2 separate regions of the Mus musculus genome follow, and region 1 is linked to region 2. Evidence: chromatin loops called from intact Hi-C (ENCODE). Cell type or tissue: heart. All regions are shown on one strand. Links, peaks and the distances in the headings refer to the core of each region. The heading gives the core; the rest is flanking DNA. Region 1 holds the start of Pgd (phosphogluconate dehydrogenase). Region 2 holds the start of Pex14 (peroxisomal biogenesis factor 14).

Evidence for each region. Hi-C counts contacts between places; a loop is a spot of excess contacts. Peaks named below come from ENCODE experiments on the same cell type or tissue, not always from the same donor. Only the 100,000 strongest peaks of a DNase experiment are listed, where the experiment ranks them.
Region 1: a loop joins it to region 2, with 6 times the contacts of the local background. A loop is called at or near these places in 1 of 42 quality-filtered maps.

What each region holds. Positions count from the first base shown.
Region 1 is chr4:149,163,525-149,169,732 of GRCm38, forward strand. It overlaps Pgd (phosphogluconate dehydrogenase), which reads right to left and starts at 3,181. Exons shown (of 13, transcript NM_001081274.2): 1 at 3,063-3,181; 2 at 2,483-2,558; 3 at 1,526-1,705. The coding sequence starts at 3,070. In heart, for the core only: no CTCF peak of the experiment used is centred there; a DNase peak (open chromatin) is centred at 3,207; H3K4me3 peaks cover 2,500 bases; H3K27ac peaks cover 1,548 bases.
Region 2 is chr4:149,096,303-149,102,510 of GRCm38, forward strand. It overlaps Pex14 (peroxisomal biogenesis factor 14), which reads right to left and starts at 3,541. Exons shown (of 9, transcript NM_019781.3): 1 at 3,470-3,541. The coding sequence starts at 3,505. It overlaps Gm46722 (a long non-coding RNA gene), which reads left to right and starts at 1,685. Exons shown (of 3, transcript XR_003955172.1): 1 at 1,685-2,837; 2 at 3,143-3,278; 3 at 3,375-3,476. It also overlaps the pseudogene Gm9506. In heart, for the core only: no CTCF peak of the experiment used is centred there; a DNase peak (open chromatin) is centred at 3,519; H3K4me3 peaks cover 2,058 bases; H3K27ac peaks cover 1,702 bases.

The DNA.
Region 1 (6,208 bases), core at 1,923-4,422, 67 kb after region 2:
AGGCTGGGAGGTAGATAGATTATCTTAGAGCATTAAAATAGAGTGATACTGATCAACTGCTTCCCCTTAAAGCTGTAAAATAAACCTAACAGTCTAGTTTCAATTATTTGGGCTAGCCAGGTTAAGAGAAACACTGCAACACTTCTAAATCTGTGGGCCTGAGGTCACCCTGGTCTGTATACAGAGTGAGTTCCAGGACAGTAAGAGCTGCAAAGGGAAACACTGTTTTCAACCTGCCCCAAACAACACAGTGATACACTGTCTCAAAAATAAAGAAGAAGGAAAAAAACAAGCAAAAGGGAAAAGCAGCTGGGATGTGGCTTAGGGTGCTTGTGTTTCCCTGGCATGGACATGCACGAGGCTCTACAACAGGTCTCTAGCACCTGAGCCTGGGAACACAACAGGAACACAACAGGAACACAGGGCACACACACCCACCCCACCGGGACCCACAAGACTGTCAAAGATAGGCAGACATTAATAGACGACTATTGTTCAAGTGCTATTCCTCTTCACAAATCTGACTGAAATGTCCTTACGGTCCTAGAATTACGACCACCCAGGAATAGCTCCCTGTGGGCCACTACTGGCTCAGTGGGGAAAGCACTGTTGGACAAGCCCATGGCCCAAGCCTGAGGTGCTTGAGAGCCAAAGCAAAGACTGAAGAGAACTGACTCCACAGAGTCGTGCTCTGACCCCCACTTGCATGCTCCCATGACCCCACACTATAATAATAAAATAAAACCCTGGCCCAGTGGGAAGGCTCGGCAGGCAAAGGCACCTGCCATTAAGCCAGACAACCTGAGTTCTTTCCACAAACCACACGGTGGAGGTAGAGGGCCAACTCCGACAAAAAAAGTCCCCGTGACTTCCACATCCAATGTGTCATGCTTACCCCCACACAAATACTAAATATATATATATATATTTTAAATAAGGGCTGGAGAGATAGCTCAAGGGTTAAGAGCACTGGCTGGTCTTGCAGAGGACCTGAGTTCAATTCCTAGCATCCACATAGCAGCTCACAATTGCCCACTAACTCCAATTCCAAGGAGTCTGACTCTCTTCTTCTGGCCTCATCAGGCACTTCAGGTATGTGGTGCAGTTACACACTCAGGCAAACATTCATTTATATAAAATAAAATGAAAAAACAAACAAACAAACAAAAAAACAACAAAAAACCCCTCTCTACAGAGAACACAACTTGGCGGTGATGGCACGCACCTTCAATCCCAGCACTCAGGAAGCAGAGGCAGGGGGATCTCTATGAGTCTGAGCCGCCTGGTCTACAAAGTGAGTTCCAGGAAGGCCTAGGCTATACAGAGAAACCCTGTCTTGAAAAACTAAGAACAAACAAAACAAAAATACTATTCCATAAGTGCCTGTCAAGGCAACCAAGCCTGAAACACTCAAGCACTTTATCAGAACCCATCAGTCTGTACTCAGACACTGAAGACCACCATCTCAGAAGTGAGACAGTTAGAGGGATTTGCGGGCGGCATCCGAGAACCGAGCTGGCCTTACTAATTTCTCGATGAAATCATCCACGGCTTGCCCGGCCTTCACAAGCAGGATGACCCGGCGGGGCTTCTTTAGTTTGGAGACCATGTCCTTTAAGGACTGTGCACCAACCACCTTGGTGCCCTTCGCCTCGTTGGCCAAGAAGTCATCGACTTTGGAGACTGTCCTATTGAAAGCACAGACCTGGAAGGACAAAAGGCCTGTCAGAGGATCTGGCACACACATGACCCTCGGGTGGTAGATGCAGCAACAGAGAAACGTCTACTCTGTCCAAGGTCTAGCGAGAGCTGACCTGCCTTTTCTTTTTAAGTGCTAGGCAATCTCTGCAAAGTCCAGTCACAGCAGAGAGCCCAGGGAAAGGCGGTTGCCACTTGTTGCTTATCAGGTTGAGCCTGTCACTACTACCTGGGTCCTTTGTCCCTGGTAATCCTGGTGTCTAAGCCATGCTACTATTTAGAAAGAACATTCAGAGCCCACAGGCAGGAGGATCCTCTGACCCTGGACTCAGAAAGCTGAGATGAGAGGGCCCTGAGACTCCAGTGTGACAACACTGTGAGACAAGCTGCTGTCTACAAAGAAAAACAATCTCCATGTACCCCAAGTTTTCCTAGCTACAGCTTCCAAGATCTGGGTCCCTTTACATCTATGGTTTTCAACCTTCCTAACGCTGCGACCCTTTAATATAGCCCCTCGTGTTGTGATGACCCCCAATCATAAAACTATTTTCATAACTACGCAATAACTGTAATTTGCTAGTGTTATAAATCATAATGTTGAGAACCACTGCTTTTATATTTATTTCTATCCAAGGAGGCTCTTCCCTTAACTACAGAGGGAGCACGACTAAAGCAGAAATTCTTCTACAAAGACACCAAACAGTGCTTACTGAGTGATGCCTTGGGATCTCTGAAAAACAAATCACAGCTCTCAGCGGGAAGGCAACGTGTCCTCACTACTTACCACAAATCCATGATCATTCATGTTCAAAATTAAGTTCTGGCCCATGACAGCCAGTCCGATCAGTGCAATGTCAGCTCTGAAATGACAAAAAAAAAAAAAAACAATAAAGCAAACACAAAGAAAGGATATTAGTGTTACTTAGTGGCTTTTATTAGGACTGGCAGCCTGCACCCTTCTCGGCTCACACCATGCACCTAGGATCGACCGCACCCTGCACCCCACAGTTCCATGGAAGTTCCTTCTAAAGGGCGTCCGGGCACACGAAGCCACCCATGCCCTGCCCCTGGCCCTGCCCGTCGTTCCTTATGGCCTGGCCAGCACAAGGGGCGTGGGCCGTCCCCGACCCAGCGCGGCCTTCCTTCCCCGCGAGCCCGTCGCAGCCGCAAGCTCCCACGAAGGGGTGGCGGAGCTTGCGCTGGCCATGGCGGGGACCCTGAGGTGCAGGGGTCAGGGCTGCGCGAGGAGACCCAGGCGACCACCGGGGCTGAGGAGAACAGGGAGACAACTGAGCAGAGCCCCGCCATCACCACGCTCAGCCCCGGAAGTCTCCCGGGCCCGACTGCGCGTGTCGGTCACTCACTGGGCCATGGCGGAGGCAGACGAAGCAGAGTCGAGGAGGAAGAAACGCGAAGGACCGAGCGCTCCGAGGCAAGTACAGTGAAGTCCGGCTCCCGGCGCCTCGAGAGGCTTACAGAGACGCTGGCCAATCAGAAGACAGGGGTGGGCCGATGCCCCACGCTATTGGGTCTCTGCGGCGCCTGTTATACCACCTGAGGGCAAACGGACCCGCCCACCCCCGGGGCCCAGATCTGTAGAGCGCCGAGCAGTCGATGGCACCTCGAGCTGGAGAGGAGCGTTTAAAGGGCTTCTTCTAAGTGTTCTAGGAGCGTTTAAAGGGCTTCTTCTAAGTGTTCTAGCGGGACCTTGCACGATGCCTCCCGCTCGTGCGGAAGCTCGGGTCTGCAGCTCGGCGTGAAAGAGAAGACATTAAGGGCTTGGTGCAGCCCTTACCAAGCCCACTGGCGTTTTTGATCCATGGCTGCTGCTTCCCTTCACTGTCCCTCAACTCTGAGGCAGGAGTCAAGTCTGTCCTATCTGTGGGAACCTCAGTGTGTACCATTTTTGCAGGTCAAGAAACAGCGGTGCAAACTAAGACGAGACGGTCAGCAAGTAAAGAGCCAAGCGGGTGGAAGTGGAACCCACTCCGCAAAGTTGGCATCTGACCTCCACGTGCAGCAGTGGCGCGTGCGCCCACTCGCACAGAAAGAGAAAACGAAGCGGAGGAGAGGCTTGAGGGGTTTTGGGGGGGTGGTTTCATAATTATTTATTTTTTGTGTATTGGTTTGCCTGCATGTATGTCCGTGTACCTCGTGCGTGGCCGATACTCGGGGAGGCAAGACTGGAAGTGAGTTCTTCCTTGTGCTTGTAGCGGAACACAAGCACTCTTCTCTACCATTTCCTCAGCCCCACTACAGTTTCCGGCGCTGGAGGTCTGGGGTGCTGTTTCGCCCGCTGGTCAGACACTTTTAGTTTCAATTTACTTTTCCATTCAGACTCAGGTGTTGGTGCGCTGCTTTCTTTTTTCTTTTCTTTTTTTTTTTTTTTTTTTTTTTTTTTTTCGGGGGGCGGGATTTTTTCTCTGTGTAGCCCTGCCTGTCCTGGAACTCACTCAGTAGACCAGGCTAGCCTCGAACTCAGAAATCCGCCTGCCTCTGCCTCCGGAGTGCTGGGATTAAAGGCATGTACTACCACGCCTGGCTAGGTTCAGGTTCTTTCCATTGCCTACTCTCTCTCTAGGAGTGGCTATCATGTCCTTCAATGAATTCCTTTTATCTTTTGTAAGTTTTGCACACAGCACATAGACATAACGCTTGATGGTAAATGAAAAGACTGGCTTGCACCAGCTTCTTGAATTTTTTTCCCTCACTCCAGTACTACGAATCAAATCGTAGGTTTTGAGCATTCTAGACAAGTGCTTTGCCACTGAGCTATATCCCTTGCCTGGCCCTAAGTGACTTTCTGTTTCTCTCTGTGTCTGTATCTGTTTCTGATAAATGCCTAATGTCCCTACTCCTCCAGCCCCCTATAACCAACACACATTTATCCCAACTCTGAGCTGGTTAGACCATTATTTCCAAAACAAGGGTGGGAACAAGGGAGTACTAGGTAAGAGCTCCTGGAAGAGTCTTAAGAGTCAGCCCATTGTCTTATCAGGTACAAGGCTCGGGGGTGGACGAGCTTCCAGAAAAACCAGAAAAAAAAAAAAAAAAAAAAAGACAAGATCTCAGTCCACAGCCTTGGCTGTGGTTTTTAAATTTGCTGTGGTGTTGAATCTTGAACTTCTATATTAGTCAGGGTTCTCTAGAGTCACAGAGCTTATGGAATGTCTCTATATATTAAGGGAAATTATTGGAGTGACTTACAGTCTATAGTCCAACTAACCCAACAATGGGCAACTATGGATGGGAAGTCCAAGAATCTGGTAGTTGCTCAGTCCCACGAGGCTGGGTATTTTAGCTGGTCTTCTGTATAAGCTTGAATCCTGTGCTGGCAAGTAAAAGCAAGCAGGCAAAGAAGAGTGAACCATCCCTTTTCCCATTGTCCTTATGCAGGTCTCCAGCAGAAGCTATGTTTACCACCATGCCTGGATTTGGGACTTGCTCTGCCCCAGACTGGCCTTGAACTCAGAGATTTGCTTGCCTCTGTCTCCTGGGATTAAAGGAGACAAGGAGACACTTACCTTCCTTGCCTGGGCCTAACCTTTCTTTTCTTTCTTTCTTTCTTTCTTTCTTTCTTTCTTTCTTTTTTTTTTTTTTTTTTTTTTTGGTTTTTCGAGACAGGGTTTCTCTGTGTAGCCCTGGCTGTCCTGGAACTCACTCTGTAGACCAGGCTGGCCCGGAACTCAGAAATCTACCTGCCTCTGCCTCCCAAGTGCTGGGATTAAAGGTGTGTACCACCACACCCGGCTAGGGCCTAAGCTTTTCATGGCCACTGTGCCTCAAGATCTAAATCAAAAGCCTGTGTCTTTCAGCCTGAAGAACTGAATCACAGGTGTGCCCTCCATTTCTGGATTGTAGTTCATTCCAGATGTGGTCAAATGGACAACCAGGTATAGCTATCACAGAGTATTTTCATTTTTTTGAGACTAGGTCTTACTTTGTAGCCTAGGGTGGCAGCAGTCCTCCTGCCTCAGCTTTCCCAGTGCTGAGACAGCAGACATGTACCATCAAGTTCAGCTTTATGTTTTTACAGAATCCGCTCCGGTCTTAGCACTGTAAGTCTACAGTTGAGGCCTCCCCAATCCAGGGTCATGCAAAGGCTATGTAATTACTGTCGTTATTATTGTCCCGTGCCCCCTCCCGATTGGCTTATTTTGTGTGCTTGCCTGTATTTGGTAGTCTGACTTGCAGGAGCCAGAGCCATGTTCCCTACCATGTTGCACTGGGGATCAAACTCAGGTCACCAGGTTTGGCAGCTTTACCCACTGAGGTATGTCACCGGCCCTGGCCTTAGCTGCCGTGATTTTGGTTTTGTTTATTTCTGTGTATGTGTACAGGCAAGTGGTGCAGGCTCCTGAGAAAACCAGAAGGTGCTGGAGTTGTGGGCTGTTGTGAGCTGCCTAACAGGGCTGCTGGGATCCAAACTCCTGTCCTATGAGAGAGTAGAATGTATTCCTGGCCGCAGAACCATCTCTTCAGCCATAGTTCCTGATTTTTGTTTTGTTGT
Region 2 (6,208 bases), core at 2,024-4,523:
TGAGTTCCAGGACAGCCAGGGCTACACAGAGAAACCCTGTCTTGGGAAAAAAAAAAAAAAAAAAGGCTGTGTCGCCAGGCATGGCGGCATGGGGCCCGGCAGCCACTGCGCCTCTGCTACTTGGGAGCCGCGGACTCCCTCTGTGGTACTGTGTACAGCAAATGTTTGCCTCCCAGATGGAGAGGGAGCTCAAAGTGACCCAGGTTCTCAAAGAAGTTTCCTCGAGCCACAGCTATTCAAGTCACAGACATCTCAGGAGGCTGCGGGGCAATGTATGAAGTTAAAATCGAATCAGAAAAATTTAAAGAGGACTGTCCAGCAGCACCAGATGGTCAATCAGGCACTAAAAGAAGAGATCAAGGGCACGCGCGGCCTTCGGACAGTCACCTCTGTCCCCAAGTGCTGACAGCTGATTCCTCACGCTTAAAACATGGAGTGCACTTCACTCAGCAGTATTTTAGAAAATCCCTGCCCACCTACAAAAATATCTATTTTTTGTTCATAGACATTTCTATATTATAATTATGGGAGATATGTTGTCTATTTAGAGTTAATTAAAGTTCACAGGTGCCTCTTGCTGAGAGAAGAAGGAAGGAAGGAAGGAAGGAAGGAAGGAAGGAAGGAAGGAAGGAAGGAAGGAAGGAAGGAAGGGAGAAAAAGAGAAAGAGAAAGAGAGAGAAAGAAAGAGAAAAAGAAAGGAAGGAAGGAAGGAAGGAAGGAAGGAAGGAAGGAAGGAAGGAAGGAAGGAAGGAAAGAAAGAAAGAAAGAAAGAAAGAAAGAAAGAAAGAAAGAAAGAAAGAAAGAAAGAAAGAAAGAAAGAGAGAAAGAAAGAAAGAAAGAAAGAAAGAAAAACATTGTAAGTAGATTTATGGTGACTGGAGAGATGGATCAGGAGGTAAGTCCTGCATAAACATGAGGACCCGACTTCAACCCCTAGAACCGACATAAAACTCGAGCAGAGACACATGCCTGTAATCCCAGCACTGGAGAGGCAAAGATAGGAGGCCTGCTGGGCCTCACTGGCCGGCCAGTCTAGCCAAATCCATGAACTCCGGGTTCCGAGAGAGAGGCTGCCTCACACACAAAGAGCACTTAAGAGCACCGGTTCCTCTTCCAAGGCCTCAGGCTTGCTTCCCAGCCTCTGCATGGGTTTCACCAAGTCTGTAACTCTGATTCCACAGGGATGTGTGTGTGTGTGTGTGTGTGTGTGTGTGTGTGTGTGTGTGTGTGTGTCAAGAAGCCCTCTTCAGCCAAGAGTGGTGGCGCAAACCTTTAACCCCAGCACTTGGGAGGCAGAGGCTGGCATTTCTGAGTTCGAGGCCAGCCTGGTCTACAGAGTGAGTTCCAGGACAGCCAGGGCTATACAGAGAAACCCTGTCTTGAAAAACCAAAACAAAACAAAACAAAAAAAAAACCTAGAACTCAGTGGACCTGAGTTGCATGTCTGTAATCTCAGCATCCAGGAGGCTGAGGCAGGGCTACACAGGGAGATATTATACATACACATATATAGGTAGGTAGATAGATTTATTTATTTTTATTTATATGAGTACAGTGTCACTGTTTTCAGACACACACCAGAAGAGTTCATCGGATCCCATTACAGATGGCTGTGAGCCACCATGTGGCTCACGGGAACTGAACTCAGGACCTCTGGGAGAGCAGCCAGTGCCAATACTCTTAGCCACTGAGCCATCTCTCCAGCCCCATTCATAACATATTTTTTAAGTGTGTATTTGCAGTGTATTGTTAGATAGTGACAGGACAGGACAACTTTTTCCTCAGGCTTCCAGCACATTCTGACGCAATGTCATCTGTCAGCTCTGGAAAGGAGGGCAAAGGAGAAACAGGCTCAACCCACACAAAGGTGGCCAAACCCTGAAAGACCTTGGACCTCCAGAAACTGTGGACACAGTTCAATCCCTACAGAGGTTTGAAAAAAATTCAGACCCTGAGGCTCGCTGCAGTTTAGCATGCGAGGTGGGATACCACAAGAAAGGAAGGTCCCTCTTTCAGACACTGCAGAGTCCAGAGTTGGTCCTAATTGTTTCCCATGCCTTACAGCACACACATTCCTCCTGAATCACTCACACCACTAACAGAGGCTGATCTGAGTGTCCAGCGCCTTTAAGTGTGATTCCCCCTAATCGACTTATCACAAGTAGAAAGGCAGTAAGACTCTAAGTAGTAGTCCTCTGCCTAGGAAGGAAGGGAAATATCTGTAAGTGGTTTAAAACTCTTTAAGGTGCTTCAAGATGTTGACAAATGAATGATGAGCTTCCCAGGCTAAAAATATTGCTCCTCCTAGGTCTATCCTAATCACATTGAAACATAAGATAGCCAGAGAGCAGAGACACTTCTTCGGGAGCTGAAATCAAGGCCCGGCGGTGCACGTGATTTAGGGCTCGCTACAAAACCTTGCTACCCACTTCTGCACTTTACTAAGAGAAGAGAGACTTAAGATAAGCAGCACTGCCCTGGGGCCAAAGAGAAGGCTGAGCAGGCAAAAGGCGTTGCTGCTAAGCCTGAGGACCTGAGTTCCATCTGAGATCCACATGGCGGACGGAGGGGGGAACCGTTTCCGGCAAAGTTGTCCTCTGCCTCCCACCAGCACCATGCTGCGCACATGTACACAAAAATAAACAAAAAATCAAAAGTAAACATAACTTGCCCTCTGCCTGCCAGCACACTGGTGGTAAAACCCTCTCCACATCCCACTCCGCCTTTGGCTTAGAAACCCCTTCCGAGGCCATATCAGCACGACTTCCAGGCAGCCCAAGCATCAACAGTGGCCCTCACTGTCCCACAAGCGAAGCGGGATTTGGTTAAATCTGCAGGTGAAGAACTCGGAGGGGAGTCCTTGGCTAAGACAACCAAACCCAGCCAAGCGAGGGTTGGATCCTCAGCTAAAGCTCAGTGGCGTCTGTTATTTAAAGTACGTCCCCTTTCTACTAACGCACTGGGAGGGAAGGAGTCCTCAGAGCGGCGCCCCAACTTGAAAAGGAAAGAAAGCCCCATGGTGAATGAAGCCCCAGATGCTGGCACTTTGGGGGCTGAGGCCGTGGGAGCGGGAGTCGCCAGGCCCCTCCCGACAGGGGACAGCCGGGTACCAACGAGCCTTCCCCACCTCTCTCTCCTCCAGCAGGGCCCTGCAGCTGTGTGCTGAGGACCTAACCGGAGCCCGCCACCCTTCCTGACCAAGCCCAGAGGGCTCCGAGGGGTCGCCGAGCGGGAAGCCAGGGCCTGAGACCCGGTCGAGACCCCGACCCGGGACTGTGGTGAGAGCGGGGTCACCGGGGGAGGAGCCGGGCCGGGAGGACCGGAGAGGGGCGGGGCCCAGAGAAAACACTAAATCGGGGGTCCTCCGCTTCAAGGCGTCAGGGTCGCCGCCCCACTGCCTGCCGCGCGCCCAGCGGCGCCCCAGCCGCGACCCCTGACAGTCGCGACGGGGCAGTCCCACTCCCCTCACCTGGTTCGGCTGCTCTGCCTGCTCCGACGACGCCATCTTCCTCAGGCCTGACTAGTCGACCGCCGCTGGCCCAAGTTTCTCCCAAGAGCGCTTGCACTAGTTCTCCCGACTAGACCAAAGTAGAAGGTCCCGAGCATGTCGATGGGGGCGGGTTCCCGGCAAAAAGGATTGAGTGAGACTGGTGTCCCGGTTATCTTGCAGTTTACAGGAAAATCCATAGTTCAAATTCTTTTTAAAAAAATAGAATATCTCTTGTTGTTGTTGTTTTACATTGTTGATGTATAAACGCTGTGGTTTAGGCACATCTACTCCTAATTTTCTCCCCCTACTCTCCCCACATCACCCACCAGGTTCACCCTCTTTTTAAAATAAATTTACATGTTTGTATGTTTAGACTTGTTTGTTTTTGTTTTCTAGACAAGGCCTCACGTAATTCAAAGTAGCCTCAAACTTTCTATGTAGCCCTAGATGAACTTCTGATCCTCCTGCCTCCACCTCGAGGTGCTGAGATAACAGGCGTGCGCCACACATTTTTATTCTTGAAGTAAATCTCTCCCTATTCTCATAACATCGTGGGCACATTTAGGGACTACTTATTTAATAAACACATGAAAATGTAAGTTAAAATTTAGCCATTCGACCGGGCACTGGTGATGCACGCCTTTAATCCCAGCACTTGGGAGGCAGAAGCAGGCGGATTTCTGAGTTCGAGGCCAGCCTGGTCTATAGAGAGAGTTCCAGGACAGACAAGGCTACAACAGAGAAACCCTGTCTCGGAAAAAAAAAAAAAAAAAAAAAAAAAAGCCAAAAAAAAAAAATAGTGTAGCCATTCGGTACACTAGTATTCGTTAAGTACCTACTGTTTCTCAGAAGCGTTCATAAACTCCAACAACACTCTGCAGCTCGCTCTCTCTCTCTCTTTTTCTTTTTTTTTTTTTTTTTTTTTTTTTGGTTTTTCAAAACTCTGTCGTAGCCTTGGCTGTCCTGGAACTCACTCTGTAGACCAGGCTAGCCTCGAAAATTTGCCTGCCTCTGCCTCCCAAGTGCTGGGATTAAAGGCGATCGCCACCATGCGTTCTGCAGCTCTGTCTTAAGAAACCCATGTGTTGGGGCTGGAGAGATGGTTCAGTGGTTAAGAGCACTGACTGCTCTTCCAGAGGTCCTGAGTTCAAATCCCAGCAACCACAAATAAATAAATAAGAAATCCATGTGCACAATAGTGCTTTCTCAGGCTGCCTCTCCTCTGTATTAGAACTGACATCTCAAGATGGGGATATAGCTTAGTTGGTAACACATGCATAAAACCTGGGCTCCAGCACAATGACTACGTGGTACAGTGGTGCACAACTGTGACCACAGCACATGGGCTATATGCTGAGTTCAAGGCCAATCTAGACTATGTAAGGTTCCCGTTGGTTGGTTGGTTTGTTTTTTAAATTAAAAAAAAAAATTTATACAGGCAGAAGACTGGAACACCCAGACTTTGAGAACTGGGGACATTTGAGGAGAGAGGAGCAGTCTGTGAACCATCATTATGGTAGCTGAATTGTTAGATGTGTTGCTTTAGGTTTTTGAGACAGAGTCTCACTGTGTAGTCCAAGCTGGCTCAAATTCAAGATCCCCTGCTTCTGCCTCCAGAGTTCTGGGATTATAAGTGTACCAGTATGCCCTGCTCTTTAACCTTAATATCACCACCCGACCACCACCAACATCACTATTTTGTATGTATATGATGCTAGTCCTTGTGTGCTAAGCAAATGCTCTACCAATGACCCACACCCCCAGTGCCAATTCTTTTCATGTTAAACACTGGAGCAATAAAACAACAACAACAACAACAAACCAGACTTGTATCACAGCCAGGAGGGATGAATATATTGCCAGGCAGTAATGAATCAGCTCTGTGATTCATGGTTCCCTTTACTTTCTGACTTGCGATCTTATCATTCTTTCTTGCCAAGAGACACATTTTCTTAATTCCCATTTCTATTTATTTTCAATTCTGTAACCAGGCACCGCTCCATTCTATAAGATACTGTTGAGTGTTCCCACTGAGCAGAACAGAAAAGGTTGATCTTATAGCCAGAAGTACAAAAAAAGAAAGAGGATTCTTTTTCATTTCAAAGTTACTTTCTTATAAACCAAAGACAAGGCGATATAACAAGAGAAAAATAACCGGTTGGTCAACATCATTTCCGGTTACCTTTTTGTGTAAGAATTAAGGCATGATCATGCCAAGCAGAGTGAGCCTGTTTGAGAAATCTGCCTATCCCTCTAATCTTGATCCCTGGGAAGTCGAGATAAAGTTTATTTTTATTTCAGTCATGTGAAATCTTCACATGAATGTCTTTTGCCCACAGTCCTAGGAATCAAACTTAAAGTCTTGTTCAGGCTGGCTTGTGTTCTGGCATTTAGCTACCCCCAGTCTGTATTTTTATTTTTAGCTCAATTTGTTGGTGTCTAAAACAACTCCCTGGTCTACAGCAATGCCCTCCTGTTATTGCTATTTAGCAACCTTTTTGCGTAGTTCAGGAGAGCTGGCTGGTAGACGGCTCATCAGTTAAGAGCACTCACTGCTCTTGCAGAAAAGCCTGGGTCTGGTCCCCACCACCCACATAGTGGCTCACAACTTTCCAGGACCCCAGGGCCAGGGCATGTCTTCTTTTGATCTCAGCAGCAGGTACCGGGCAAATGTGTATGTAGTGCACAGAGATATATGCAAACAAAACATTTATACAA